Regions from separate parts of the Homo sapiens genome. Here all the other regions are linked to region 1. A link is a loop called in an ENCODE intact Hi-C map of the cell type or tissue named here. Cell type or tissue: chondrocyte. All regions are shown on one strand. Each heading gives the region's core, and the rest is flanking DNA. Links, peaks and the distances in the headings are about the cores only. Region 1 holds the start of SYNE1-AS1 (SYNE1 antisense RNA 1). Region 2 holds the start of SYNE1 (spectrin repeat containing nuclear envelope protein 1). Region 3 overlaps RMND1 (required for meiotic nuclear division 1 homolog).

Region 1 (10,486 bases), core at 1,905-6,904:
TTCACAGATTGGCTCCATTCAGCAAAGGAAGAACTTCACCGGTGGTCAGATATGTCTGGAGATTCATCAGCCACCCAGAAAAAGTTATCAAAAATTAAGGTCAGGAAATGAACAGATGCTATATCTACATTGCTTCATTCCTTCTTGAGTACTTTTGATAAAGATTTTGTAGATAAGATTCTGTTATTTAAAATGTTTCCTTCCTGTTTTCTATTTGATGCCTCACTGATTCTACACATAAACAAGAGTCATGAGAAGAATTCAAAAGACTTTACACTTATGAGCACAATGTAACATTGTCTTTACATTTCTGTATGCAAATGTGCTTGTTGCCGTAATATGACAGGCTAGGAAATGGCTAATTTGGTGGGCTGACAAAACCAGATACTATTGTTTAGCACCATAGAAGAAAAGTTTATATAGTAACTTAGTTAAATGTATTCTAACAATAACCTGAAAATGTCATTCTGGATGTTTTGTTCTGCTTTTCTAGACGACATCCAACAACATAATAGAAGGGAGTACTTCAAAGGACCTTAAAATTATCATCTCGTTTACTCTGCATAAGGACAATTTCTAAAACAGAAATTTACCTTTCTGGGGGAGTTTCAGACTCTGGTATCTTTTAGTAAATTTCTAGTTGCTTAAATATTAAATTGTAATCATTTTCCCCCATGGAAAATGGATTTTAACATTAAAATGAAGGAGCAATGAAATCCTCAGTGGTTTAGTTTTAGAGGAGGAAATGTTAGGAATAAATAGTGTAATTGTGGCCAGGAATTTAAAACTCAGATTGTGTTTTGATTCCAAGATCAGAACATAAAAGTCATAAAAATTATAGCTGATGGTTACAATTGTAACCACATTTTGCAGATCTATTTTTTTTTTTTTTTGAAATGGAGTCTTGCTCTGTCACCCAGGCTGGAGTGCAGTGGCACGATCTTGGCTCACTGCAACCTCTGCCTCCTGGGTTCAAGTGATTCTCCCTGCCTCAGCCTCCCGAGTAGCTGCGATTACAGGTGCTGACCACCACGTCTGGCTAACTTTTGTATTTATTTTAGTAGAGACGGGGCTTCACCATGTTGGCCAGGCTGATCTCAAACTCCTGACCTCAGGTGATCAGCCTGCCTTGGCCTCCCAAAGTGCTGGAATTACAGGCATGAGCCATGGTGCCCGGTCCCTGAAGATCTGCTTCTAAGTGCTTTAAAAGTATTATCTTATTTAAATCTTATGACTATGTATGTTTTAACTGAGATAATCACATAAAACCACTTTTTAAGTCCTTTTTTTGTGTGTTATTCTTTAAAATTCTTCTTTGATACATTTCTTCGTAATATTCTGATTTATTCATCCATCCTTCCATCTATCCATCTACCCATCTATCCATTTATTCAGCCAGGACTGTGCATTCCCTAAGGAACTTGCAGTCTAGTGAGGAACAGCGATCCACAAACTGGTCTTTATAAAATAATACAAAAAATGTAATGAGAGCTTACTGTACTATTAGAGTTCAGGCTCTGGAATCAAAGAAACCCAATGCCACATCCTCCTTCTATTGGCTTTCTAGCCGTGTCTGTCAGCAAGTTACCTGATGTCCTCAAGCCTCCACCTCTCAATTGGTTAAAAAATACATACATGAAAATAGTACCTGTCTGATAAAGTTGTTTTGACAAGCAAATTAGATCATACACATAAAACCTGTAGCATCATGCCTGGCACATAGAACACACCCAATAAGAAAATCCAGTGGATTTGGTAAATGATTGATTAATGGGCTATAGCATGACAAGGTGGGAAGAGTCAAGGATGATGGTCAAGTCTTTGCCTAGAATCCACAGGACTATTACCACCTGAGGAAAATAATTGCATGCGGAGGAGCCTGGTGATAGAGGTGAAGACATGAGCTGTTCATTGATGATCAGATCCAGTTTGAACTGCCAGGTAGTAGTAATGTCTTGGGGGCAGTTGTAAATTCAAGACTGAATTTCAGGTTAAGAAGACGGATAGAAGACATGGAGTTGAAAGTGATTAGTGTCTAATTTGTTGTTAAAGCCACTAAAACAGATAAAACCAAGACCTATGTATAGAGCAAATAGAACAATGGGCACAGGACCAAAAGCTGGGTACTACCAATATTTAATGAGCCATAGGAGAAAATGATTTGAAAGGTAGAGAGAAAAAGGAGGGGAAAAACAAGAAGGGGAAGAGTAGGAGGGTGTGATGCCACTGAGGCTCTAAGTAGAGAAGGTGGTCGCCATCACAGGTACAGCAGGAGGCTGCCATTAGGAGGAATACTAAAGAATCCCAACTAGGTTTGACAATGAGGCTGTTGGGCAACCAGTCTGAGAAACATTTGCACAGCAAGGGAAGGTGAGAAACCAGGTTACATGGATTTAGGAGTAAATGGCAAGTGAGGAAGAGGAGATAGCAGAAATGGACTAATGTTTCAAAAAGTTAATAAATAAGAGAAAGTAAGATAATTCTTTCACAAAGGCTGCTTCCTGGGTTGACAAATACTCTTTTTTATTGAGAAAGCCTTTATAAAGTGCTTCCATAAAGACAAGGAATATGGGAGAAGGAATTGGCAGAAAGAAATTGGGATGGAGAAAGTGAAGACTATCAGAAACTGCCTCTCAGAAGTTCAGGTCCAGCCTGAATGTAGGTTAGTGTGTGGGTGGTTTTAAAAACCTTGGAGGAAATACATAAAGCACCTCCTCTGTCCTTCAACACCATACCTATCACATCCACAGGAATAATCACTGAGAAAAGGCAACTCTAAAGCAAAATGTATATGGGTGTGAGGGCGGGAATGTACATATGTGTGTATGTGTATATCATATGTTTAAAAATGTAAATACAAGATAAGAAAATATATGCAAAAGCCATTTCAAAACTCTTGACAATGATGATGTCCTTATTCAAATTCTGAATGACTAGATTTCTGATTGCAAATATTGAAGTGTTCCATTTTCATGCTAAGGAAAATTGGGATAAAGCATAAGAGAGTATTTTGGGAAACTTCAAATTTGAAATTGCTCACAAAGGCAAAATAATTACAAGTATTAAGGTCTATTAGTTAGACATAGCACTGGTTAAAAAGTTAGATTTTTTTCTTCATCAAATAACTACTATACACACTAATAAACAGTGATGGTTTTTAGAATCCTGCTGCTGAGAAGGTTGAATATACATATCATGCTGTGTGTAAGGGTTTTCATGTCATTGTAATTTAGACTACTGCACAACTGAATACTAAATACTTTCAAATGATCTATATTAAAATATGGCTCTATTGTATATAATTATGAACAGATATATTTATTTCAAGTTAATTTAATGAGATGCAAACTATATTATATAGACTAGTTAAGACATACTTTATGCTTAACATAATTTATTAAGCATGCTTCATACTTAACATTCCAATGTTTCTTTACTTGCTAATTGGTCATTGATTTTCTTCTTGAACATTTTTGTGCCTGATTATCTTTTATTTCTATTTAATCCGGTAGTAAAGTCATAATTTTGTAATAATATTAACAAAATCCTGCCTTTAGCAATAGATATGTAAATATATAAACATCGGATGATTATTTCACCAAGAAAAATTTTAGTAAGAGAATCTATTCTCAGAAATGCTGCAATTATATCAATTTAACAATGTGATTTAATTTTATCTTGTTTTCCTTTACAGTATTTGTGTGCTTTAAGATCGAGCTAAATTGTTAACTTGGCTATAGCTAAACTGTTAAATTTCTAGTGACTTTTTTAAGGTAAAAAAATACTAATAAATGTACTCAGTCTAGAGGTTACTTTAAACTTTTGAGTAAGTCAGTCTATGAATGAATTATTCATTTTATATGCTACAAAAATGTTTACTTAGTATTGAGGTATTTGGAATCGAGTAGGGCTCATTCTTTTGCTGTGATGAGTCTGCTTGATTCCTAGTAGAATGGAAGTGTGATTTAAGCCACCACCCTGTTGAAGAAGATGAATTGAGTATAGAGACCGTGAGCAGAACACAGTTCTGCCACGATCTTTATTTACTTGAGCATCCACTTTGAGGGAAATATGGGTTTAATCATTCACAGGAGCAATCCACCACAGGCAAACACTTGAGTCACTAAACATTTTCACGTGTGCGAATAATGCCTGATTTCAGGGTCTCTGTTTAGTCTGTTTCAGGATATTGAGGATTCTCGGGATTTTTTTGCCATAAGCCTTAGGCACTCGTGATGACAACTCCCGCTATTATAATTTAAGAGTGGACAGATGAATTGATTCTGGGTCCTTGTGGCACACTTGTTAAAACTTCCTGGCAGGACAGGGTCCCCCTGTGTACACAGTTGAAAACTTGCAGTCCAAGTGACTCACAGGCTCTTCAGTTACCATGGTGATATTCCATTACAGGAGCTGATAGATTCCAGAGAGATTGGTGCAAGCCGTCTCAGCAGAGTGGAGTCGCTGGCTCCCGAAGTGAAACAGAACACAACTGCCAGTGGGTGTGAGCTCATGCACACGGAGATGCAGGCCCTGCGTGCCGACTGGAAGCAGTGGGAAGACAGTGTATTCCAAACGCAGAGCTGTTTGGAGAACCTGGTCAGCCAGATGGCCCTTTCGGAGCAGGAATTCTCAGGCCAAGTGGCTCAACTGGAGCAGGCCCTGGAACAGTTCAGTGCCCTTCTGAAAACCTGGGCTCAGCAGTTAACCCTCCTGGAAGGCAAGAACACGGATGAGGAGATAGTGGAATGCTGGCACAAAGGACAAGTAAGTTGGCTTCCTGTTTTCTATTGGTGGTTATGCTTTAAAAAATGTTTTGACTTTCATCATTCCTTAAAAAAAAAATCTTGCTAACTAAAAACACGCAACATGCACACTTGGAAGAAGTATTTATCTCATTAAATAAGCAAAGTCTGATTTGTTTCCTTTTCTTATATATCAAACTTTTGTAAAAATAAAGATTTGGGTTATTATTTGCGGTAGGAAACATTTGTTGTTAGTGGAGACATTTTACTTTCATTCCTATGGTGTAAGAGTCTGTAATACTGTATTCAGCCATTCAGTCTGAAAAATGGCCTGTGGGCAGGGGCATAAATAGACAGAGAGTCATAGCTGTTTTCTTGCCAGTTAACTATTTCATACAACTAAATGATTGAATTTATAGCCTTAAAAGACTCACTTGGTAATCTCCTACAGCACAGCAAATAGTTATCTCCCCGATTAGCTCTCCTCTGTGTGGTTTTGACAGCTGTTCTTGAATTAGCCTGTTAACAGAACTCTACGTCACCCTCCCTGGTCACCTTCCCGAGACTTTTTTTTTTTTTTTGAAGCTAATGGCAGCTTCTTTAGAATGTGAGAAAGGGAAGCCTACAAGGGAGACCGAAGAATGAGCAAGAGTGTAACCTCTTCTTCGTTTCTTTCACTGTTAAACAGTATCTTTGAAAGCCTTTTCAATATTTCCAGTTTTATAATGCCCTGATTCATGGATGTCCTTAAAAGGAAATTTAGTAAACTTCTCTGCTCCTATTTATATTACAATCATTTCAAAATAGCTCCTGCCAGTAAGAAAGTCATGTAGTATTTCCAGCAGTGTCTGGTTTTAAATCAAGTATTTGAAACAAATGCAGCATGCCATAAAATAAAGCTTTCTACCTCTTTATGCTACTCTATTTATAATGATTCTAGGTTTGGGGGTTTGTTTTTGTTATTCTGTTCCATTTCCTGTCCTTTAGATTTATGTACCAGAATAAAGCATAGAAATCAGTTCTGTCACAGAGGGACAAAGAAGTTGATAATTGCTCTACATGGTATAATATGAAAAAATCAGTTACACTTTCTTGGTTCCTTTTTCTTTCCCTTTCTTTCTATTCCAGTCACAGAGTGAAATTTTTAAAAAGGAAAGATTTGGCTGTGCCTAGATTACATTACTATTCTGTTCATTATTTTTACGTTGATATTATTAGTAAAAATAATGGTTGAGGCCTATAAAAATATACATGAGAATGCAGTAGTAAATATGGGTTTTCAGTTGTGTTAAATAGTTCAAATGTGACAGCCCTCTGTGTATGTCTGCTTCCAGATTTGACTCCAGGGTCAATGCTTTTGATGACAATGCTACATTGCTTCTCAATATTCATGTTTTCTTTTATTTCTAATAATGGCATTTTATCTAAAAGTGGAGATATTTCTATCACAATGAATATGTAAGAAAATGTTAACAAAATAGTAAATATGCTAGGGTTCTTAGGGCATTGTTTTGCTTTTAGGGAGGACTTGTCATTGTTGATGATCACAATAAGAATTAAAGTATTTATTTTATGCAATTAGATGACAATACTCAAGAAATTCTTTAAAACATAAAAACAGATGATCTATAAAGTATATAATATAATATTGTAAAAATAATTCTATTTACTATGTTTGCGAAACTCATTTATCTTAATATCCTTTGGGATATTAGCTTTGGAAATAATTTTCTTAAGCTGTATAAGGTGGAAAGATGCATTCTAGAACTTAACAGAATCAGAAATACATAAGCTGATATTTATATATTGACTCTACTGACATACTTTAGGATGAAGTTATAGAAATGTTTTAAATGTAACGTTTTGGTCAAAAACTTTTCACTTTTAATGTCATCCCATTCATAAGTAACTGACTTGAATCTCCAGTATTTTTATGTTTTTGTTGAATGCTAAGTTTCTTTAGTTCTTACAATGTTCTGTCTTAAGTAAAAGGTTCCATATGGTGTAAAATAGTTGGTCCTAGTTTAGTGTTTGGAATTTCAGAGAGAAATTGTTTAGTTGTTGATGAATTTTTGTAAATAAAAATGTCTTAGACTCCTCCAGCCCAGACACCGAGTTAAATAAAGAATTGACAAACCAAGAGAATGTCATTCCTGCTCTCATAATCACAGCCTAGGTGGGGAGATACGCAAGCATAAAGCCAATGTGGATACTCCTTGTGATGAATGTCTGCAAGGTCCTGTGTATCCTCAGATGAGAAACCCGAAGAGGTGGGAAGGAGGGCAGGGGGTACTTAAAGGAGTTGTTATTTGAGTTGAGTCTTGAGGTATAATTAAAATGTGACCTGACAGGTGAGGTAGAGGAACAGCATCAAGATGCAGGATCATTGAGGAATCAGAAAACACAAGAGAGGAACCTAGAGAGGAGGAATCAGATTAGGAGGATGTAGTGCCACCCCCAAAAGAAATAATGAATATGTAAGTGGGTCTGTGAAAGTCAACGTGCAGAGGCAAAGAGGGGAATGATGAAAGGAGCTAAGACACAGAATAAGCTAGCCTGGATATCTCTTGCATAGAGTGAGAAAGGAAACAAAGGGAGAGGCCCGGATGATGCTTAATCTTCTGATTGACATCAGCGGGGGACAGTGGTGCCATTTACCAGGACGAGGAATGAAGCACAGGGCTGGTTTGTTGAGGGATGTGGTTTCTTTACAAATCTGGGCCATCTCTTGACAAATATCAGACAATAATGGTCACAGCAAAGCTATTTGAGTAGTTACTCATCTTTTTGCCCCTCCTCCTTAATTTATTTTGTTTTTTTGCTTCAGTGCTACTGTTATCCACAGTGTTTACATATTTGGGAGTCATTCTCCTTCTGATTTTATGAATTAGACACTTAGTGTGCTAGGAACTGTGCTAAGTATTTGACATTCATGATTTCATTTGTTCCTTGTGACAATCCTATGAGAGGAACACTCTGAGTGCAAAGCACCTTGTGTAACTCAGATGACCATGGCCTCGATTTCAGAGGTGTACTTTTCAAGTCCTAAGGCTTTATTTTGGATTGGGTGTACACAGTAATGTAGCTATTCATGTGTCTCCCTCATCTATTAAATTGTGAGCTCTTCAAGAACAAGAATCTTACCTTTATTCGTGGGGGGACTTGGGTCCCAGAATCCAGCAAAATGCTTGGCACACGGTAAACATTTAGCAAATATTTGATGACTTTATGAATGAAACTATGAAATAAATGAATTACTATTTAAACCAGACTCATGGATTATAAGAAATTTTTAATGTAAAAGTTAACTGTATATACAACATAAAATCAATTGAAACAGGATTCAATTTTGGAGATATATATATATATATATATATATATATATATTTTTTTTTTTTTTTTTTTTTTTTTTTTTTTTTAAGACGGAGTTTCGTTCTGTCCCCCAGGCTGGAGTGCAATGGCACGATCTCGGCTCACTGCAACCTCCACCTCCCAGGTTCTAGGGATTCTCCTGCCTCAGCCTCCCAAGTAGCTGGGATTACAGGCGCCCACCACCACAACTGGCTAATTTTTGTATTTTCAGTAGAGATGGGGTTCACCATGTTGGTCAGGCTGGTCTCGAACTCCTGACCTCAGGTGATCCACCCTCCTCGGCCTCCCAAAGTGCTGGAATTACAGGCGTGAGCCACCACACCCGGCCCTTAATATATATATTTAATCCAAAATAAGTGTTGCTTTTCTTTAAAATAATTTGTTTTCACCTTTAAACAATATACATATCTCCTGATGGCCTAGTCCAACTATTTATAGACAATGTAGGCTATTTTTTCTTTTTCTTGTCTTATTTTTAAGTCATTTCACCACTTAATCACTTAACTACTTTGCAGTATTTGATGCTAGAGTGTCTATCCATGGCAAGAAAAAAGGGACAAATGAGCCAGGTGCTATTATTTGTCAGAGGAATCCTGAAAACAGGCTTCATTTCTTCATTGAATCTACCATGTTGGTTCTTCTCTCACTAATAATTTATAATATGATTGATGCATGTATAGTGTGAAGATATGGAGATCACCCAATGTAAGTGCTCGCTTCTTTGTCTCATTATTTCTGAACAGGAGATACTGGATGCTTTGCAAAAAGCAGAGCCTAGAACAGAGGATCTCAAGTCTCAGCTGAATGAACTTTGTCGATTTTCCAGAGACCTGAGTACCTACAGTGGAAAAGTTTCTGGCTTGATTAAAGAGTATAATTGGTGAGCATGAACCTTATTGGTGTTCAAGATATTTTTATACAAATTAGAAGCTAGAAGTTTATTTTAAGGTGTAATTTCAAAATAATATTAGTTCAGCATTAAATATATTACTAAGTGAGGTAAGTGCACATTCTAAGAACTGGTGATTCTATCAAACATGATTTTCATCAACTTTATCGCTTTTTCCTGCCATTAAATTTTTGCGTCACCTTTTCAGTCTTTGTTTGCAAGCATCCAAGGGCTGCCAGAATAAAGAACAGATTTTACAGCAAAGATTTCGAAAGGCCTTCAGGGATTTCCAGCAGTGGTTGGTTAATGCAAAAATCACTACCGCCAAGTGTTTTGATATACCTCAAAATATAAGTGAAGTTTCAACTAGTCTTCAGAAAATACAGGTAAGGGTGTTATCAATTAATTCTAGTAGCAGTGCTGATGTGAACTAAAGTTAACCTCTAAATCAAGGGTCCCCATCTCCTGGGCCGCGGACTGGTACAGGTCCCTGGCCTGTTAGGAACCAGGCCGCACAGCAGGAGGTGAGCAGCAGGCCAATGAGCGTTACTGCCTGAGCTCCACCTCCTGTCAGATCAGCGGTAGCATCAGATTCTCATAGGAGCCTGAACCCCATTGTGAACTGTGCACACAGAGGAACTAGGCTGTGTGCTCCTTCTAAGAATCTAACTAATGCCTGATGATCTGAGGTAGAACAGTTTCATCCCGAAACCATCCCCCCTGCCCCACCCCATCTGTGGAAAAATTGTCTTCCCTGAAACCACTCCCTGGTGCCAAAAAGGTTGGGGACCGCTTCTCTAGATCTTTTCAGAAGGGCAGAACATATAAAAGTTTTGCGTAAGAAATTCAAATTTCAAATAAATCCCCACTTAAAACAATTGCTTCTGTATATGAAGAGGAACCAGTTCATTTATATAAATGCACACTATTTTTATATATTAATGGTGATCCAGGAAATAATAAAACGTTTTTTCTATGTGACAAGCATTGTTCCTGAGCACTTTAAGTGGATTTTCTCATTTAATTTTCACAACAACCATTTCAGGTATGTAAATTTGTTACTGTCAGTGTACAATAGGGTAAAAGCGTCAGTGAGGTCACAGAGCTGGTGTGTTAAGATAGCCAGAGCTGCGGTTATATTTTATGTTTGTTCATTTGGGTTTATTTTTCTAGTCTTTTTTTTTAACCTAACTGTAACTTCATGGTGCTAATTCACATACCACCTTCATTCAATAGCAGCACTTTTTAAGCACAGTTATTGAAATTGCTTTTCGTACCTGTATGTCCGCTCATTTCACATAGCAGCAGTTCTGAGTGATTGGTTATGAAATTTGAGTTTCTTTCAGAGGGCACAGGTATGTAGAACACTGTGTGTAAGCACTCGTGCTTGAAGTGTCTCTAGTAGGAGCAGACTCTGAAACAGTATTGTTCATATGTAGTTCACCTTTTTAAATTCTTGGTTAATAACTTAATATAACAG
Region 2 (10,486 bases), core at 2,084-7,083, 260 kb before region 1:
TTCCTAGCTAAAAATCACATAGGCACTTAATGGTAAAGCTGGGACTCAAACCCAGGCCTTTCTTGCTTTAAAACCCAATACTTTAACCATTATACTTTTCTAACTTCCTGTTGACACATGTCTTAGTCTGTTCGGGCTGCTGTAACATAATACTATAGTACAGGTGGCTCACAAACAACAGACACTTACTACTCACAGTTCTGGAGGCTGGAAGTCCAGGATCAAGGCACCTTCAAATTCAGTGTCTGGTGAGAACCCACTTCCTGGTTGATAGATGGCTGTCTTCTTGATGTGTTCTCACATGGTGGAAGGGGCAAGGACTTCTCCAAGTTCCTTTTATTAGCACACTAATTCTATGCATGAGGGTTCTACCCTTATGACCTAATCACCCCCAAAGGCCACACCTCCTAATACCATGACACTGGGGATAGGTTTCAACATATGAGTTTGGGGGTGGGGGAACATACCTATTCAGTCTATAGCACAACATGGCCTTATGCCCTGTAAGTTTTATCTATTAAATATCTCTCAAATCTGTCTACATTTTCCCACCACCATCACTCTAATAATAAATACCACAGTCTTTTCTAAAGGATTACAGCACCACCTTCCTAACTGGTCCATGTTTATTGATTCTGGCTCCACTTCTAATCTGTTTTTTCACATTTTAGCCAAAGAGAACATTTTAAAACATAAATCTAATCATGTTGCACTGAGAACACTTTAATGGCTTCTTGTAAAGGGCCATCCCTTTGGTTCAGTTTTTAAGACTGGCATAGTCTGCCCTTGGCTCTGTTTCCAGCTGTACTGGGCCCACCATTCCCTAAACCTCCTGGCCCCTCCCTTGCTTTTTCTTCTGCAACCTCATCAGTCTTCCTCAGTTCCTGCAATGCACCATGTGCTTTTCTTCCATAGAGCCTCTGCATATGCTGTTCCTTCTGTCTGGAGCGCTCTCCCAATTTCCCACCTGCTCACGTTCACCTAGTTCCTGCACCTCACTGTTCAGATGTCACTCCCTTAGCAAAGCCTTTCTAATCCCTGAAATAAATTAATTCCCCTCCTTTTTTTTTTTTCTGAGTCTTGCTCTGTCACCCAGGCTGGAGTGCAGTGGCACGATCTCAGCTCACTGCAACCTTCGCTTTCCAGGTTCAAGCAATTATCCTGCCTCAGCCTCCCGAGTAGCTCAGATTATAGGCGCCTACAACCACGCTGGCTATTTTTTTTTTTTTTTGACAGAGTCTCACTCTGTCGCCAGGCTGGAGTGCAGTGGTGCAATCTTGGCTCACTGCAACCTCCGCCTCCCAGCTTCAAGTGTTTCTCCTGCCTCAGCCTCCTGAGTAGCTGGGCCTACAGGCATGCGCCACCATGCCCAACTAATTTTTTATATTTTTAGTAGAGATGGGGTTTCACCATGTTGGTGAAGCTGGTCTTGATCTCTTGACCTTGTGATCTGCCTGCCTCGGCCTTCCAAAGTGCTGGGATTACATGCATGAGCCACCGTGCCTGGCCAATTTTTGTATTTTTAGTAGAGATGGGGTTTCACCATGTTGGCCAGGCTGGTCTCGAACTCCTGTCCTCAAGTGATCTGTCTGCCTTGGCCTCCCAAAATGCTGGGATTACAGGTGTGAGCCACCATGCCTGGCCAACTCCCGTTCTTGAAAGCTCTCATAGCAACATTTGCCTTTGCTTGGAGAATGGGGTTTTATAAGTATTTGTGTGGTTCTCTGATGAATGTCTGGCTCTTCCCCCATCATACTGTAAGCTCCATGAAGGCAAGAGCCCGGTCAGAGTTTGCTTACCACGGTAGCCCCAGCACTTAGGACAATATTTGTTATGTGGTAAGTGTTCAAGCAATAGCTGTTGAGTAAATGGAGCTACAACACCCTTCCCTGGGGTGTGTGAAACTGACAAGCCCTTTGCAAAACTCTAAAATGTGCTTAGTCCTTCTACAGAGGATAAAGTTTAGCTGAGAATGGGATTTCAGCTGTATAGGGAATCAATGCCAGCAAGACAGCTCTATGCTTCTGTCTGTCTCAGCCTGTGAGAACAGAGATTAGGCCTAGTAGAGGAGTTTTAGTTGGTGGAAGCAATGTTTCAGGCTTGTGTTTTAAGTGGCTCACTTCTCAAGTAAGTAAACCCAAGAAAGTAGTTGCTTAACGTGTAGAATAGCAAGTTGGTGGCCAGGTGCAGTGGCTCACACCTGTAATCCCAGCACTTTGGGAGGCCGAGCTGGATGGGTCACCTGAGGTCGGAAGTTTGAGACCAGCCTGACCAACATGAAGGAACCCTGTCTCTACTAAAAATACAAAATTAGCCAGGTGTGGTGACGCATCCCTGTAATCTCAGCTACTCAGGAGGCTGAGGCAGGATAATTGCTTGAACCTGGGAGGCGGAGGTTGCAGTGAGCCGAGATTGCACCATTGCACCCCAGCCTGGGGAACAAGAGCGAAACTCCATCTCAAACAAACAAACAAACAAAAAGAATGGCAAAGTTGGCACAATAACTTTCTACCCATCTTCAAAAGCCGGCAGGGTGGATTGATTCTATGAAGGTAGGGATTGAGAGGGTGAGCTGAGCCATTCTGATCTGTTTCTTCTGAGTGGCAAGCCTGGAAATCTGGACCCCATTTTGTGGCCACTGGGCACAGAGGGCTGACCTGGAATAATTATGCTCTGGTGGTTGTCTCCACAAGGGGCTCTGGGGGTGCCCCAGGATTGTTGCCCTCAGGCAGAGGCAGGGCATACATTGAGAGTGATCCCAAACACTCCTCCTCCAGGCCCAACTTTTGGAGGTAGCAAGTTCTGCAAATAGAGATCCATTGTTTGGTTTCTCTCTCTAAAAAAAAACAAAAGTCAGCACAAAGAAGAGGAACACATCAGATTGGTTTACCAGATTTGTTTCAGATGTTATTATTTTGACACGATCCAGAAGAAGGAGAATTTGAAGAAAATGGAAAGCTAGGCAGTGGGAATGTTGGCAGCAGGTAAGGGAAAGGCAGGCAGCAAAGAGAAACTTCATCTACTTTATAAACTGCTCCTTCCTTTCAGCAAATTTAGAGGATAAATGACTGTTTTGTTCAGATTGGAGATTCAAGGGGGGGATTATTACTTTTAAGATTATTGCAACATGGCTTCGATTATTTTAGCTGCAATCATCCTGTTGGACTTGGACTTCACTGTTGGTGAAGAGAGACTGTGTTTGACTTTGCCTGGATACCATAAAACCACAACAAAATAAATTCTCCTGAATGCTACCAGGCAACACCAAGATCTCTTACACCACGAGAAGGACTTGTGGCCAAAGATACAAATGGCTCCGCAATGTACAGGGTGCATACAGTGCACCTGAAGAACCTAAAAGTGGTTTTTAGAATCATCATAATAAACAGTCAAGAATTAAAGATGTCAAGCGCTTTCTCAAGAAGTCTAAACTTTATACATAACATTAAAAAAGATCTATAAAGCCTGACCAGTCTCCCTCAAATTAAGTTATTTGCTACTGACTTGGCAGCCAAAACGATTTAGGATCTTTCGGAAGTTGATGAAAAAGGAGCCAGCGGGTTTTGCTCTTTGCTCTGCATCACGCCCTTCCTGGGACCATCAGGGAACCTCCCAGCCTTTCAGGATAGGTTCCGCTCAGAAAGGTCACCCGGGCAGTGGAAACCGTGGGCAAAAGTTAGCTGGCAGGACAGCGCAGCTCCTCCAGGCAGCGGAGGCAGCGCGTCCCGGCTCTCAGGGACATTTCCTTCCCACCTCGACCCCCGGGAGGTGGTCCCGGTATAAAGGCTCGCTGAGCGGGTGGGTCACAGCACAGCTTTGCAGCTGCGGAGAAACGCCCAAGGCCGTGCATCTCCAGGAGGTAGGGAAGCCTGCGAGCCTCCGGGTCCCCGCCCCCAGCTCTTCCAGGCACCGGCGCATCCCGGAGCCGGGCGCGGGGCGCGGGGCACGGAGCCGGGGAGGGGGTGTGGCGGGCCAGGGCGGTGCAGGGACCCTGCCCAGAGGCTGAACCGGCCTGGGCGACCTTCCTTCCCGACAGGAGCAGTAGATGCGTGGGGGAGGGCGAAGGGGGAGGCCTCACCCCCCAGCGAGCAGCCGGGAGGAGGAACCGGTCGCGGAGGGCGGGGAGCGCGGCTGAGCAGCCCGGCGCGGGAGTGAGTGTGGGCGAGCCAGCCAGGGTGAGCGCGGGCGCCGGGCCGCGGCCGCCGGCCGCAGCGGGCTGAGATTGTTGTCCTCTGTCACCAGGGCGGCTGGGCTCCCGCAGTCCTGCAGACCGCGCCCGATCCCGGCGACAGGGCGGGCGGACAGCCGCGCATCCCCGGGGTCCCGCCGAGCCTGGGCGCAGAGAGCCGGGAGGAAGCGTTCGCTCGCTTCGCCTTGCTGCTGGGAAACTGAACGAGGCCGAGAGAGAAGGTAAAAGGAAAGACAGAGACTGGGAGACAGGGAGAGACAGAGACAGGGAGAGGAGAGAGAGGTGCAAGACGAACACATTGCAGACAAATTGTCAGCAAGTTTGTGCCTGCACGCTGGGGCTCTGCGTGCTTGATGGGAGGGGGTGGTGGCAGTGATGTGTGTACGTGTGCGATACTCATAGATAAGGAGACTAGGAGGTTGGGGAGCCTCTTTGCATCTCGTACGTAGATGTCCCTATTAATATCCCCCTCTCTGAGTTGTCATTTCCGCTTGTGGCACATCTCCTGGGCTCCAATGGTGCAGAAGCAAAAGGCAGCCAGCCTCTTATTGTGATGGTCGGTACTGTTGCTACTATCAGATGGGAGAGGTAGGGCGTTGAACAGATTCTAGGAGCCTCCCTTCCTCCACCCCCTGACTATTTTAGGAAGGGCTGGGGGAGGGAAATGGCTTGAAGGCTGCGCGGAGGCCCTGGCGCGTCAGACTCCAGCGGCGCTGTCATGGTGCAGTTGCTTCCCGGCAGAGCCTGCACTAGAGGGCAAGAGAACTTTCGTCTCCTCTTTATAAAGATACGTTTCACATAGAGAGATCTTGCATTGCTGGCGGAGGAGTTCTGGGAAATGGTGGTGCACAGGCGGCCAGGTGCATCCCAACGGGCAGGCATCCGTGCAAAACGAAGCAGCCATCAGCCGCACAGGAAGAAGCCCCTTGGGAAGGCAGGCTGGGTGTGCTGACTGGGATCCCAGACTTTGGATGCTGGAAGTTCTGCCCCCTTCCGTAAATAGAGTCAGGTCCAGCCCAGAGGGAAATATCAGCAATGAAGCCTTAGCATCCCACAATGTTCATTTCTGAGCTTTTCGTTTTGGGGTGGAAAACTTGTATCTGAAATGTTCCTGTGAATGTTAAGAAAGTTAAAAATGAATTATTTTTCTCTTCTTTAATGCCCATCCATTTTTTGTCTTCATCTGAGAATGACTTTCCTAAAGACAACATTCGTATACAGAAGCCAGACCTATGCAAGAGAAAGTATAATAATTTTCAATGAGGCAAAGGTCATTAATATGACCTACATCTTCATAAAATGCGAATTTAATCACGAGTCATGACGATTGTTCTTTGAGAGGCTTTTTATTCCCCATGGTGAAAAAAGATTTGTAGTATGGCTAAAAAGTTCCTGATATCACCGGAACAGTGTGACAAAATACATATCTATTTTTTCTTTTCTGTTCATTACTTTGTGGCAGATTTAGAACAAAATGTGAGAGATCTATACTAACTTAATATGTTTCATGCTGAAGATTAAGAAACAGCTTCAGACTGACCCAGATAACAATATTTGCTAGGCTTTGGAAATATTTGCCTAGCTCTTATTTTATAGTCTCACTTTCATCTTTCTGAACTAATGATTTTCACAAACTGGTTTTCTTCTGTCCTCATTGACCTCATTTAAGAACTCTTTTTTACTTGAGTCCTTCCTGCCAGGGAGAGGAGATTGGAAAAAGCTAGTTTGCCATTTAAAAATGTTCAAGAATTGTTTGGTGCTGCACTGGGCCTACTTTCTGATAACTATGCTGCACACACAGCATCTTGGAAATGAAAGGAGGTGTGACTGTCACAGGATGTAGGAAGCCCATAACTGGGCAAGGTTGGTGGCATTTTCACAACTCCAGCTCTAGCTACTGCAGCCACACCCTGTGGTCTGAATGTGACAGGCATGCAGGGCCCAAACGCCTCTGCGAGGTCCTCTGTGTGTCTCCTCTTAAATGTGTACTTCTTTGTGGTCTAATCTAACGAGAACTAATGTTTGGCAAGGTGTGCAATATACTGTAGCAAGGGAAAAAAAGAAGGTTGCAGATGTCTTTGGTTGTAATTTATACTTTAGGCTTACAATAAACAAAATTTAATTATGACACTGAACATCTTTCATGCTGATTTCTGCTATACACTTTGTCTTTTGCTTACTTGTTCATGTTCTTCTATGGAAAAGATCATTTCTTATTGTTACTCTGTATAATTCATACTAGTGAATAAGAAACAGCATTGTTCCCTGATAACCTGCACACATTTATTAGTAATATACTTACATTAATTCAAAGATATCCCTGTTCTTCTCTTTTAGCCATCTTAGTATTCATTAATTAGTACCATTATTAATGGGTGAATAGAGAAAAAAATAATTAAATTTAAAATTAAACAGTATGTGAACTCTCTTCAGCAAAAGACTTGAATAGAAGGGAAACTGAAATTTATTCATGACTAAAAATTTTATTCAATAGTGGGTTTCAATATTAGTGCTATTCTTATACATGTTTAGACATTTAATTAATATCTGTACTTCCTGCTGTTGTGAATCTGTTTATGTGTTTATGTTCTCAGTTCATTTTCTTTTTGGTTAGAAATGAGCCACGTTGTCTCTGGTCATTGCAGGGTTTGAAATTTTCTGCAGTAGTTTCCTAATACCTAGAAATTCAGTTGCATTGCTTATATATATTCTTGTGGCTCAGTAGTATTTCTTCAGTGCTTTTCTTAGTGTATTCCTTTTTAGTCACACAAACAAGAAACTGCTTTAAGAGCCAATGTCCATTCTGCCAAGAGACAGAAAAAATTGAGTTGTGCTATTTCACAACTGTGTTTTTTCACAGGGAGTGATGTTAAGAAGAGTATGCCTTTCAACTGGGAGCATCCCAAATAGCAGGTAGTCCAAATTCCTAAGAAGAGTATGCCTTTCAACTGGGAGCATCCCAAATAGCAGGTAGTCCAAATTCCTAAGAAGAGTATGCCTTTCAACTGGGAGCATCCCAAATAGCAGGTAGTCCAAATTCCTAAGAAGAGTATGCCTTTCAACTGGGAGCATCCCAAATAGCAGGTAGTCCAAATTCCTAAGAAGAGTATGCCTTTCAACTGGGAGCATCCCAAATAGCAGGTAGTCCAAATTCCTAAGAAGAGTATGCCTTTCAACTGGGAGCATCCCAAATAGCAGGTAGTCCAAATTCCTAAGAAGAGTATGCCTTTCAACTGGGAGCATCCCAAATAGCAGATAGTCCAAATTCTCTCTGTGTCCTGAACAAAAAAAAAATGCAGCAGATGGTTATTGATTGGGTGGGTGTTTTGTTTGCTTCCATAGTAGCCTGGACTTTTCCATTACAATACTTGCCCTCCTTTGTTGTAACATTGTTTATATCATCTTCCTCTACCGGCACATAAGCTGTAAGAGGGGCTTGTCTCTCTTGTTGACTGCTGTTTACTCAGTACCATGGTCCCTTACAAATAGCTACTCAATACATATTTATTGTGAAATAATAAATACAGGAATCTTACCTTTCTGAATGTATTTAGCTGCATCATAATCTTAGTTCCTTCCCCTGGAAAAATTTGGAGATGGTGCAGGGACTATTTATTGGTATACAGCCCATGAATGTCCATCAAATTCTCCAATTCCATCCCAATGCCTAGCTTCACTCTTCATTCCCTCTCCTTCGTGCTCCCGCAGTATCCTGCACCTATTAAAAACTGTTTTAATAATCTTGGGAATAGTGAGTTTATTGATGTTCTGGATCTGCCTCTGGTGTTCTGGTTCTGTCATGTCCATAGCCAGAACACTGCTAGGTAAACAGTCTGTTGGAGGATCTCATGACCTTGCACCAGTCGTTGTTTTAGCTCTGCCTTGTGCTGCTATTGGTTTTGGAACAGAAGAGCACACTTGGGAGTACCTCTGCATTTTAGGGCCGTCTCTCATATTGCAGCTGGAGAAACTGGGAACAGGGGAAGGAAAATGGAAACTAGTATTTGCTGAAACTCTGCTACATGCCAATCAATCTGCTGGAAACATGACATATTTATCTTTTAAAAAAATTAATTTAAGCAGGATAAAATTAAACCTAATTTGGCATAAGTATACCTCATTTTACAGATGATGAAAGAAGGGCTCAGAAAAGCTCATTTTTCTTAAGCCTGCGTGCACAGTAAGAGATAGAATTAAGATTCAGCTCCAGGTCTTTCTTAGATCAAAGTCTGTGCATTTCCTGGTACCACACTCTCCTCCAATAGGTAGTTGTTGAGGACCTTCATGCATAGAACCAGCTCAAAATCACCCAACTAGCTGGGATAAAGTTTAGCCTAGAACTGATATTTCCTAATTCCCAGTCTCCTTTTATTACCTTCTTTTTATTAACATCATTTAAATTTCTTATTAAATCATGTAATTAGATAAAGTATCAGTAAAAAGCAAGAAAATCATGATTTCACAAAATAGGAAATATGTGTACATGTGAATGATGAAAGCAAAATGTTTAATGTCTGAAAAAGGAAGGATATTGCATCCACTTTTTTTTGCATTGAAGAGGAAGAGGTTTTCTGGGGATTTTCTCATAAATGTAAAGTATTATGAACTTGATTCAATGAAACAAAAAATATATATCGGGGGCCTAGGATGTGGTCAGGGATATACTTGGTGTCAATGAATGAGATTTTGCAATGTTATAGCCTCTATACCAGTGAAATGTTCACTGTTTCTTTAGAGTGAGGTAAGACTAGCAGTAGTGAAAGATAGAAGCCAAATTGTACCTAGGATAGTATGGATCGTTGATGTTAGAGGCCTCAGTGGAAAATAATGGTGAGTGTTGGTTGGTGTGTTTAGGAAAAGCTTCAAGTGGTATGTGGATCCTGGGCTAGGTATTTCCATTTGTTCAGCTGAAAGTGTTCTTCAGAGGGGTGATGTGAAGGGGTAATGAAGAAATTGCTCCTGAGTTGTTCCAAAGATATGAAGCATGAAGGGGAGAGTGTTTGGATGTAAAACCTATAAGGCCCCTCTTCTGCTGAGCTCAATTAATGGCACCCCAAATCCTGAGAGTCATCTGAGACTCCTCAGATATACACTCTGGAAACCCCACCTCCTTCTACCTATACCCACCTCCACCCCTGGGTGACCAATCACCAAGTCTTACAAATTTTGTTCCCTAAAGCTGTGTTATATTTGATTCTCCACTCACTCTGCTACCTCTGTCTGATTTCCGTCTTTGGTCATCTTCTACCTGGATTCCTGAGATACTTTCCTAACTGATCTTTCTGGATCTTCCAGTTTTGTCCTTCTCAAATACATCCTTTAAAATCATAGCTAGAATAATCCCAATCATACCTTCTCACTTCCAGCTTAAGATCTCTCAGTGGCTTCCTGTTGCCTGCTAGAGAACCAGAACCAAACTTCTGAGCATAGCACTCAGGGCCCTGCGCCATCTGGACACCACCTCACTCTCCGCCCTCTTTTCCACAATGTCACCTTGTAGAGTTTCTCAGTGTCTGACTGGTGATAGTTCCATGTCCCAGTCATGCTGTTTCTCATGCTGAGGCCTTTGCTCAAGCTCTTCACCCTGCCCAGGATGTGTCTTTCGTATGTTTCACCTGAGTGACTAACCCATTTACCAAGACTCAGCTCAAGTGTCTGCTCCTTGCCAAGAAGGACACCTTTCCAGAACACCCACACTGGCTTAGCCACCATCCTCTGTATCTTCACATCTTTGTATTTGCACTTAGCCCTGGTATTTTTGTATTATCTTTTCTATGTTTTATCTCCCACTGTGTCCTAAGCTCTTCAAAAATAGTCTCTGTGTCATATCCACCTTAGTAATCCCAGCATTGAGCTCTGGCACTCTGAATGTGTTAGTTATGCTGTGAAAGTAAGACTGGATGAATACTGGGCACATGCAGGGAAATTCTGAGTTTAATGTAACGAGAGAGAGAGAGGGCATGCACAGTATTTCAGATTAATCTACCAAGCTATGTGAATGTGAATTAGAAGAGGATAGAGGCAGAGTGATTTCTGTTGCAATGATTTAACTGAAATCCCTTTTAATTCCATAATTCTTGATTGAAGGTGGGGACTGTGTGTTAATCATCTGTGAGCTCCAGTGCTGAGCCCAGCTTGGAGTGGGGTATCTGAAATGAAGTGAATGTCTTTAACATACATGCAGATAAATGATATAGATAATAGGTAGATTGGTTGATTGATTGATTTCAGAAAGTTATATTTTTGCATTTGAAAACCTAACTTCCTAATAGCTTAGGGGATCCATTTATAAGGTCC
Region 3 (10,486 bases), core at 4,722-9,721, 940 kb after region 1:
ATAATCCATGGGAAGGATAGCAGTTTGGATCAGGTAGTATTATTACTGATGATGAGCAGTGGTCCCTAGAAGGCCCTTGGGATTTACTGAGAAGTTGGATATGGAGAATAAAGAGTCAAGCTGGACCCCACGTTTTTGGCTTAGCAGTTATAAAGATACTTATTACTGCTCATGAATGGGAAAGACTGGGAAGAAAGGGATGCAAGGGATTCTAGGGGTATAAGGGAGAGGTTAGAATGGTAGACCATGGAGTGTAAACTGGATATGGAGGAAGTGAAGTCATGGGGAGTGAGAGACAGTGAAAAGGTGGTTGGATCATTGACTTGTGGGTCCTGTTGGGGTTGAAGAATTATTGGAATTGGGTAATAGAAGGAGTGAGATGCAAAGATAGGAGGTGGTGCTTAGAGAGTAAAATGGATGAAACTGAGATGAGGAGGTCCGATGTATTGATAATGACAATAGGGCCCTGTCTGATAGAAAAACAGTGTAAGGCACAAATGTAATCTTAGGCTTTCTAGAAGGTGCAGTGATAAAAATGGGCTGGGTCCGGTGGCTCACGCCTGTAATCCCAACACTTTAGGAGGCCAAGGCAGGTGGATCACCTGAGGTCAGGATTTCAAGACCAGCCTGGCCAACATAATGAAACCCCGTCTCTACTAAAAATACAAAAAAATTAACTAGGCATGGTGGCAGACACCTGTAATCCCAGCTACTCGGGAGGCTGAGGCAGGAGAATCGCTTGAACCGGGGAGGCGGAGGTTGCAGTGAGCTGAGGTGGCACCACTGCACTCCAGCCTGAGTGACAGAGCGAGACTCCCATCTCAAAAAAAAAAAAAAAAAAAAGAATTTACTCAAAGAGAATAAAAAGAATCCAGGACTGTAGACAAACTTCTAAAATATTTTATAGTTTCTTCAAAATTAAGTGGTTCAACTGGCATGGCATAGTACTAATTAAAGGTGAACTACAGTAGCCAATTGGACTAGAATGAAGCACAGAATGCGAGCTTTTGAAGGGATTTTGGAAGCAGCAGGTTCTACCTCCTAAATATCACTGTGAATCATCTTTGTCCTTATCCTGAAGAGAGGTAGTAAATACAAGGTAGTGGGTAAGAGTGTTGACTTTGGAATTGGGAAAGCCTGGGTTTTATTTTAGTTACATCTCTGCAGCTTCTTAACGGTGAGCACTTAGCCTCTTTAAACCTCAGTTTCCTAATCAGTGAAATGGGATCATTATGAGGTGAAGCCGAGCACTTAGCATGTAGAAAGCGCTCAGAGTGATGTCAGAGTCTGTCTTGTTTCCTCCTACATATCATCACCAAAAATTTGTTTCATGAACATGCATTTGACCGTGTGACTCTGAGTTAAAAGCTCAGCTTTCTCCCCACCTGTAGAAACTTTTTAGGATGACTTTATATATCCTTTGGTGATCTGGCCATCGGCTCTTTTGGTCCTTACCTCCTGCAGCTCACTCCTACCTCCCCGAGATGGGGAGATGAATAGGACTCCATGCCTGGGGTGTTTAACTTGCTGATCCTTCTGCCCTTTCAAGACTCAGTTCAAATGTCACCTCTGTGACAATGCCACACTCTTCACATGCTCCTTTCTCTGGACTAGAGCAATTTGTGCATCTCGTTCATTTTCCTCTGCTAGACTTTGAATTCTGAGATCATTGATTCATCTATCTCTAGCACCTAACATATTATTTTTAAAAAAAGAATTATTGATTACTACGGTCTAACTTTTTTTTTTTTTTGAGACAGAGTCTCATTCTGTCGCCCAGGCTGGAGTGCAGTGGGGCAATCCTGGCTCACTGCAACCTCTCCCTCCCTGGTTTGAACGATTCTATATCTCAGCCACCTGAGTAGCTGGGATTAAAGCCACTATGCTTGGCTAATTTTTTTTTGTATTTTTAGTAGAGATGGGGTTTTGCCATGTTGGCCAGGCTGGTTTTGAACTCCTGGCCTCAAGTGATCCCCCCAGCCTTTAGCCTCCCAGAGTGCTGGGATTACAGGCGTGAGCCACCATGTGTGGCCTACTATAGGCTAACTTTAAAATAACACATTTCATACTGTAAATAAGGGGGAAATTCTGTTTACCTTGTCTGGAATGTTCATGTGTGTATCTGACATGCCTCGCACTCCCATGCCCAGCCCCAAGCTGAAAAGCACCTTCGCCTTCTAGAATCAGCTTAGATCTTTCTGGGAACCTTTCCTGATTTTTTTTTTTTTTTTCCTGAGACAGAAAAAGGGCTGGAATGCAGTGGTACAATCATGACTCACTGCAGCCTCAGTCTTCTGGGCTCAAGTGATCCTCCCACCTCAGCCTGTGAGTAGCTGGGACTACAGGCATGAGCTGCCATCACACCCAGCTAATTTTTAAATTTTTGTCATTTTTGTAGAGATGAGGTTTCACCATGTTGCCTCAGCTGGTCTGGAACTCTTGGACTCAAGCGATCCACCTGCCTCAGCCTCCCAGTGTGCTGGGATTACAAGTGTGAGCTACAGTGCCTGGCCAGCACAGATTTTTATATACTTGATATGCTAATGAAGTAAATGAAGTGGTCCCATCACTATTTTTTTTAAGGTTCTTGTTATGTCAGTAGCTTTATAATCTTGTAATCTTCCAGGAAGAAGGCCAAATGTTGCTAAAGGCAAAGTGGCAGAAACACTGTACTTATATTTTTAACCTTGTTCTTTTACTAGAATTAACTTAGAATGTATCTGTTTTACAAATTTTTCTAACAGAAATATGCCTGCTACCTAGGGAAATATTATATATGTTTTAAACATTAATTTAAAAACTTGAACTTTGAATTCCTTTTCTTTTAGCTTGGGATGTGGTAATGCCAGCCACACTCCTCAGAGCCGTGGCCAGATCTCATCATATATTATCAAAAGCACATCAGTGCCGAAGAATCGGTCATCTAATGTTAAAACCACTTAAGGAATTTGAAAATACAACATGCAGCACACTGACAATACGTCAAAGCTTGGATTTGTTCCTTCCTGATAAAACAGCTAGTGGTTTGAATAAGTCTCAGATCCTGGAAATGAACCAAAAAAAGTCAGATACCAGCATGCTGTCTCCATTAAATGCTGCTCGTTGCCAAGATGAAAAGGCACACCTTCCAACCATGAAATCCTTTGGTACTCACAGGAGAGTGACCCACAAACCAAATCTGTTGGGTTCTAAATGGTTTATAAAAATATTAAAGAGGCATTTCTCATCTGTATCAACGGAAACATTTGTTCCAAAACAAGACTTCCCACAGGTGAAGAGACCACTAAAAGCATCCAGGACCAGACAGCCATCCAGGACCAACCTTCCAGTTCTGTCTGTGAACGAGGTAAAGTAGGGGTGGCCGTGGCTCTCGTGCTTAGTGATCATTGCTCATGCTAAACCAGTGTGCGTTGCACCCCAGCCTTACCGCCAACGTAAGAGAACTAGCAGTCACTCAGACTTCTTCATCAAGGTCTTTGAAGCCTAATAAATATCCAAAGGGATTCAGAATCTTAATTTTTAACAATTAATGATACATATAAAAACAAAATACAGGTGATAACACATGAAAATAGAGTTTATAAAAGATTTGGTTATTGGTCTAAGGAAACTGAAAAAGAGGACCAATATTAAGTCCAGTCTAAGAATGGGACTGTAAAAAAAAATAAAATAAAAAAAAACAAACTAGAAATTCTTCATCAAGTTAAAAAAAATTGTAACTCTGCAGACAGATAAGCCTTTATTAGGCTGTGGCAGTTGCATGGGGCGGTGAAATGACACGGTAGGGTGGACTCCAAAAGCAGCAGGAGAGGAGGGCCCAGCTTTTTTATCCTCTTAAGGTTTAAGGGGGTATTTTTTATTCATCCTTAAGGGGTTTCTGGGAATTTTTCTGCTACAATTTGCATTTCTCCTTCAGTAACAACTTAAGGGTCAAGATCAAGCCCTTGATAACCTTTGTATCTTGCATAATACCTAGAACTGTACCTTGTACTTAAATGTTTATAAGAGGATCTTTAATGCCGATAGTCATCAACTTTAAAGATATTTTAAACTTGATGAAGACTTCTGAATCTATCAGAAAACAGGTTAGAATGTCTGTCTTCAAGTCTTGATTCTGAAAAGTAGCCCCTGAGCCTGTTTCATTTTGGCTGTGTTTTTATTACTGTGCAGCTGACACCCCTTGGAAAGGTATACATACATACCTTTACTCATCCTCTGATTCTGAATCTAGCAATGAATGAATGGTTTTTGTGTTGGATTCTGGAATGCTTTCAATTCTTGTGTGGTTACTCTGAACTCAGGACGTGAAGGATGAAGTGTTGTGCAGCTACTGTTTCCCCTTTCCTTTTGCTGGAGCTTTGGGGTAACCTGGGAAATTCAGTATTTAAGTGTCCGAGATGGCATTAAGTGTAAAAACCTGAATTCATGGCAGCTCCAAAAAAGAGAAAGCTCAACTCACTTTGTTCATTTGTAACGTCTAGCAGCACAGTGCATCAGGTTTCTTAGGAAGAAGCTGATAGGTCAGAGATGTCCCTAGGCTATTTCTTTGGGCCATCCTTAGACTTGGAAGCAATTTTCCTAAATACCGTATCTATTTTTCTTTAGATTTTTTTTTCTACTTCCTTCCAGGAAAGAATTTGAAGTAGATTTTCAACATTCAACATAGTTTCAAATGAGATAATAAATACTTTCACATATTAGAGCAAATAGTTGACATGAACAGAGAAATGTTATGAAGTACCTGAAATGAATAATCTAGTTGAACATTTTGTTTTGAGAAGCGCAGTAATTAAAAGAGGAACTCCTCCTGGGATTTAGTGTTTGTTGTTTATTGTTGTGGGAGAGGGCAGAGTAAAAACATAAAAATATCTTCAGAGAAATAACTTTTTCCAGCACTGAAATTAAGGAGTTAGTTATTTCATGGATTCTGTTATAGGAGACATTATGTAACATGATAGACAATGACTTCAGTTGGAGTTTGGCAAGAGCAAGTCGCATGCTGTCTTTCTGAAAGCACAGGGAAATAATAGAAAATCAGATGTTTCTGGCTGGGCGGTGGCTCACAGCTGTAATCCCAACACTTTGGGAGGCCCAGGCAGGCGATTACTTGAGGTCAGGAGTTCGAGACCAGCCTAGCCAATATGGTGAAACCCTGTCTCTACAAATATACAAAAATTAGCCAGGCGTAGTGGTGCACACCTGTAATCCCAGCGGCTCGGGAGGCTGAGGCAGGAGAATCTCTTGAACTCGGGAGGTGGAGGTTGCAGTGAGCTGAGATCATGCCACTGCACTCCAGCCTGGGTGACAGAGTGAGACTCTGTCTCAAAAAAAGAGAAGAAAATCATGTTTCTAAAGTGGTCTGAGATAATGTAATTTTGGAACATCATTTTTTGAAGATTTTACTTTTCATAGAGAAAGCAGTCTTGGCATGACTAGGTAATATGTCCCCAGGACCAAAGACTGACTTTCCTCTGCCCGAAATTGAGGGCCACTCCATTTTTATACGGCCATCATAGTGGTAAACCCTTTATACCACTTTATACCATCAAAATGGTAAACCCTTTATACCATTCTTGACTGAGACAAGGAAAAGACTCTGCTTTGTGTCAGAAAGCATGTGGACTTTATTTTGTTCCCATAGTTGCACCCAGCTCATCTTTTCAGCTCTGCAGAACAGCGTGCATCTGGAGTTGGCTGAATGAGGTTTCAGTCACCCTGTCTGTTGGAATTAAATCTTTACCTGGTCTCATTTTCAGAGATCATAATCTGAGATACTCAACCCACATCCCTTTGGCTTACAATTCCTAAAAGCAATAGTGGATCCAGTGGCTTATGCCTATAATTTCAGTGCTTTGGGAGGCTGACACAGAAAGACCACTTGAGGCCAGGAGTTGAAGACCAGCCTGGCAACATAGCAAGACTCCCATTTCTAAAAGACTTGGAAAAAAAAAAAAAAAAAAGCCGGGCTTGCTGGTGCGCAGCTGTAGTCCTAGCTACTCAAGAGGCTGAGGTGGGAGGATCGCTTGAGCTCCAGGGTTCCAGGCTGCAGTGAGTCGTGACTGCACCTCGCTCCGTCCAGCCTGGGCGACAGAGTGAGGCCCTGTCACTAAACAAACAAGAAAACAATAATAGCAGTGCTTCTTGTTAATGTCCAGTCTTTGAAGAGAACAGCAGAGGATGGGAACGGCAGGTCTGAGTGGCATGGAGCCCGACACCAGGGAGAATGTTTTCAGGCTAATAGCACTGTGTTACAGAATCACTGGTGGACTGTTAACCATTTTTTTGAAAAATGAAATAGAATAGAAAATAACAGAATACATTGCTCATGATAAACGTAAATACTGGTTTGTGAAGCTTTTGTGGCAATTGGTGTGTAAGCATATATGTGTATATGTACTATGTTTAATGATTTATAGGTTGTAGTCAGAAAAACTTACAGGATAAAGCGTGATCTTGGTAACGTAAAATGTATCTGTGTTTTTATAGCTTTAATCTCCAATCAGTATGTTACAGGAGAAAAGGCATTTTTCCTTAGTATGATCTATCTACTCACAGTACTTCTGACATCAAATATATGGGGACCTCTTCCTCCTCCTACCAGCCAGTTCTCCAATTCTCCAGACACTAACAAGGTGTCCTGCAATTCAGTTCAATTCCAGCACTAGCCAGAGTTAGTGCAGACGCCAGTTAGTTAAGCTCAGCCCCACAAGACTGCCCTCCCAGTTGACACCTGTGCTTCTGACCAACCAGCTCTATGACAACCATCCCCTCTTCAGGTTTGATTATTTGCTAGAATGGCCCACAGAACTCAGGGAATCATTTTATTTATGTTTACTGGGTTTTTTATATAAAGTATGCAAATGAACAACCAGATGTAGAGGTGCACAGAGTGAAGTCAAGAAGGGCCTGGAACTTAGGAGCTTCTGTTCCTCATAGAACTGGGCTGTGCCACCCTCCTGGCACATGGATGCATTGATCAACCCAGGAGTTCTCCAGACCCCATCATCTGGGTGTTTTTAATGGAGGTTTCATTGTGTAAGCCATGATTAATGATTAACTCAATCTCCAGCCCCTCTCCGTCCACCAGAAGTTAAGGGTGAGGCTGAAAGTTCTAAGCTTCTAATCAAAGTTTGGTCTTTCTGGTAACCACCCCCCATCCTGAAGCTGTCCAGGACCCACTGAGAGTCACCTCATTAAAACAAAAGATGTTCCCATCACTCGTGAAATTCCAAGGGATTTTTAGAAGCTCTGTGTTAGTAACTGAAGGCAAAGAGCAAATACTACAACCAAAAATGCCCCTGTCACTTAGAAAATTACAGGGGTTTTTAGGAGTCTGTACTGGGAACCAAGGACAAAGACCAAATGTAAATGTATTATATCACTATAGAAGCAACATTGCTGTAACACACTAATTTTCTTCAGTAATACAGTGTAAATGAAAGTATAATTTTTAAAAAAATGTTCTGATCAGAGCATGCGATGCTCCTAAAACAAGAATCATATGTAGATTTCTAGCCCCATCTGCTGGAACATGTCTTCTTTGGCCAGAAAAACAAAACATACTAAAATACAGTGGTTTGGGGTTTTTGCTTTTTGGGTTTTTTAAAACATTTTGAAGTAGAAAAGCCCTGAATATCATAACTATTATCGGTTGGTTTGACACATCTATTTAACAGGAAGGTGTAGATCCCCATCCTGAAACCCAAAATATGCTTTACATATATATGTAGCTAATGCTTAATAAGGATTCACTGTAAAAATCCAGAAAAGGATGTATAAAAATGAAAGCTGCTCAGAAAACAACAGCATCTTTAATAAAGAAAAAAAAGCAGACAAGACATTCCATGATTCTCTTTCCTTTTACCAAATAGGCTAAAATAAAAAAAGCAAAGAAAACAAAACCAAAACAAAGTGTCTAAAACGTCAAGTTCATCTATTAATAGAAGAAACCCACAACTAAGACTCAGAGCTAAGAAGTTTAAGGAGAATACAGAAAGTAGTGTAGCAAACCATATAAGCTGAGTGACATTGGATAGAACTTTGAGCCAAACTAAATGGGAGATCCCAAGAGAAGGAAAGGGGACAGTTGACAGTCTGGAAAACCTACAACAAAGATCCTTAGGATGGCCAAGTGAAAACAGATTGTGTTTAAAGATTTATTCATAATTTATTTGGAGCTTAGAATATATTTTCTCATAAAAATAGTGATTGACTTGTCCTGTCCTTGAGAGTTGAAAATAGTACACATTCTCAATTTGCCGTTAGTGTCGGAATATTCACATAATTTGGGATACCAGATTGCCCAAAACTCAGTTCTGAATATATTGAGCCTTTTATTTTTATCTCCAAGTGGCGGTTTTTAAAACTGACCTTTTACCTTGATTTAAAATAATAGTGCCTGGCTGGGCATGGTGGCTCACGCCTGTAATCCCAGCACTTGAGGCCGAGGTGGGCAGATTACCAGAGGTCAGGAGTTTGAGACCAGCCTGGCCAACATGAAGAAACACCGTCTCTACTAAAAATACAAAAATTAGCCAGGTGTGGTGGTGCATGCCTGTAATCCTAGCTACTCGGGAGGTTGAGGCGGGATAATCACTTGAATCCAGGGGGTAGAGGTTGCAGTGAGCTGAGATCGCACCACTGCCCTCACGCCTGGGCGACAGAGGAAGACTCCGTCTCAAAAAATAATAAATAGGCCGGGTGCGGTCACTGATGCCTGTAATCCCAGCACTGTGGGAGGCCGAGGCGGGAGGATCAGATGAGGTCGGGAGTTTGAGGCCAGCCTGACCAACATGGAGAAACCCCGTCTCTACTAAAAATACAAAAATTAGCTGGGCGTGGTGGCGCATGCCTGTGATCCCAGCAACTCGAGAGGCTGCGGCAGGAGAATCGCTTGAACCGGGGAGGCAGAGGTTGTGATGAGCCAAGATTGCACCATTGCACTCCAGCCTGGGCAACAAGAGTGAAACTGTCTCAAAAATATAATAATAATAAAGTAAAAAACAGAATAAAATAATAATGCCTGCCACCGCCATTAACAGACCTTGTACTCTAATGCCAAGCTGTATATGGGACAGTTGCCAGCATGTCTTCACTGGCACTATAAAATATAGCCAAGAAGATAGGCTCTGAGAGTAAGAAGTCTGTGTTGGTTAGGAGTAATTTTGTCCTGGCTCTCTGGTATAAAGCTCTCAAATGTAAATCCGGGTGGGATAATGGACTCAGCTCTGTCTGCAACATGCCACTGTGCAGAGAAGCACTCTCATGCATAAGCTTTTTATGCTGTAAACTATAGTAGCTGAAATTAAATGCCACTTTTTCAGAGGTGAATTAATGGAGAGCCTGGTGAAATTCAAAGCTTTTTGATGTATAAAACTTGATAAATGGAACTATTCCATCAATAGGCGAAGTATAACAACCTGTCTACATAGATAGTATGTAATTTCTGCACAGGTCTCTGTTTAGTTAATACATCACTGTATATCAATCTAGAATCTTGCTCCAATAAAGGAACATAAAGTTGTGTTTTGGTTTTGTTTTTGTTTGAAACGGAGTCTTGCTGTGTCGCCCAGAGTGCAGTGGTGCAATTTTGGCTCACTGCAACCTCGGCCTCCTGGATTCAAGGGATTCTCCTGCCTTGGCCTCCCAAGTAGCTGGGATTACAGGTGTGTGCCACCACGCCTGGCTAATTTTTGTATTTTTAATAGAGCCAGGGTTTCACCACGTTGACCAGGCTCGTCTCGAACTCCTGACCTCAAGTGATCCATCCGCCTCAGCCTCCCAAAGTTCTGGGATTACAGACGTGAGTCATTGGGCCTTGCCAAGGTTTTTGGGTTTTTTTTGGAAAAAAAAAAAAAAGTAGTACACATTCTTAGTGCAGATGGGCTTGGCCAGTACCACATGATGGTGAAGCAGACGTGAGACAACAGGGAGAGGCAGGGACAGTGTGGGCTGGAGACCCTGGGCCCCCCTACTCTATCCTAGTCCATTATTATAGCCAGATCTTCCACTCGGTCAGATGATGATGGAAATCTGGATTTTGTGTGAAATCTCTCAGTTTATTGTTGACAAGTCAATTTGAATTTTAGAAACGTGATGTAGGTCAACTCTTGAGTTGGATGGTTCTCCGAGCTGCCAGTTTACAACTCCGATTCTAGCAAAAGAGACAGCCTCTGCCATTTTCAGTACAGCTACAGGAAGATCCTTCAGTGGACTAGCTTGTGACCTGCTTATCTCCTTTTTGTGCCTCTTGCTCTTCCCACTTCAGCCCAAACTAAGCACATGAGCTGTAGCCATCACAGAAGTAATTCTGACATCCAACCTAATGTACTGTGATTTCACCTAGCAAGCTTGAGTGAATTTGCCAGGTCTTGCAGAGTGGAGCCTACCCGATGTCTCGCCTGATGCCCCTTGCTAGGATTCCTTTCTTTCAGCTGGCCGAATCTTTACACACATCGTACATCAGCTAGTTTTAACTCCATGAAGC

What was found. Hi-C counts contacts between places; a loop is a spot of excess contacts. Peaks named below come from ENCODE experiments on the same cell type or tissue, not always from the same donor. Only the 100,000 strongest peaks of a DNase experiment are listed, where the experiment ranks them.
Region 2: a loop joins it to region 1, with 2.5 times the contacts of the local background. A loop is called at or near these places in 3 of 110 quality-filtered maps.
Region 3: it touches region 1 in a loop (2.7-fold over the local background); 2 of 110 quality-filtered maps call a loop at or near these places.

The regions. Positions count from the first base shown.
Region 1 is chr6:152,375,287-152,385,772 of GRCh38, reverse strand. It overlaps SYNE1 (spectrin repeat containing nuclear envelope protein 1), which reads left to right. Exons shown (of 146, transcript NM_182961.4): 55 at 1-99; 56 at 4,411-4,767; 57 at 8,861-8,997; 58 at 9,215-9,392. It overlaps SYNE1-AS1 (SYNE1 antisense RNA 1), which reads right to left and starts at 5,243. Exons shown (of 2, transcript NR_120501.1): 1 at 5,180-5,243; 2 at 4,060-4,713. RefSeq lists an enhancer at 1-253. In chondrocyte, for the core only: a CTCF peak has its summit at 4,287; a DNase peak (open chromatin) is centred at 4,522.
Region 2 is chr6:152,630,562-152,641,047 of GRCh38, reverse strand. It overlaps SYNE1 (spectrin repeat containing nuclear envelope protein 1), which reads left to right and starts at 3,686. Exons shown (of 146, transcript NM_182961.4): 1 at 3,686-3,859; 2 at 4,243-4,410. RefSeq lists an enhancer at 6,059-6,188. In chondrocyte, for the core only: no CTCF peak of the experiment used is centred there; DNase peaks (open chromatin) are centred at 3,765 and 3,985.
Region 3 is chr6:151,438,168-151,448,653 of GRCh38, reverse strand. RMND1 (required for meiotic nuclear division 1 homolog) reads left to right here. Exons shown (of 12, transcript NM_017909.4): 2 at 2,829-3,346. The coding sequence starts at 2,843. Among named protein-coding and RNA genes, the nearest start is that of RMND1, 8.7 kb to the left of the region's middle. In chondrocyte, for the core only: CTCF peaks have their summits at 7,317 and 7,519 (motif pointing left); no DNase peak of the experiment used is centred there.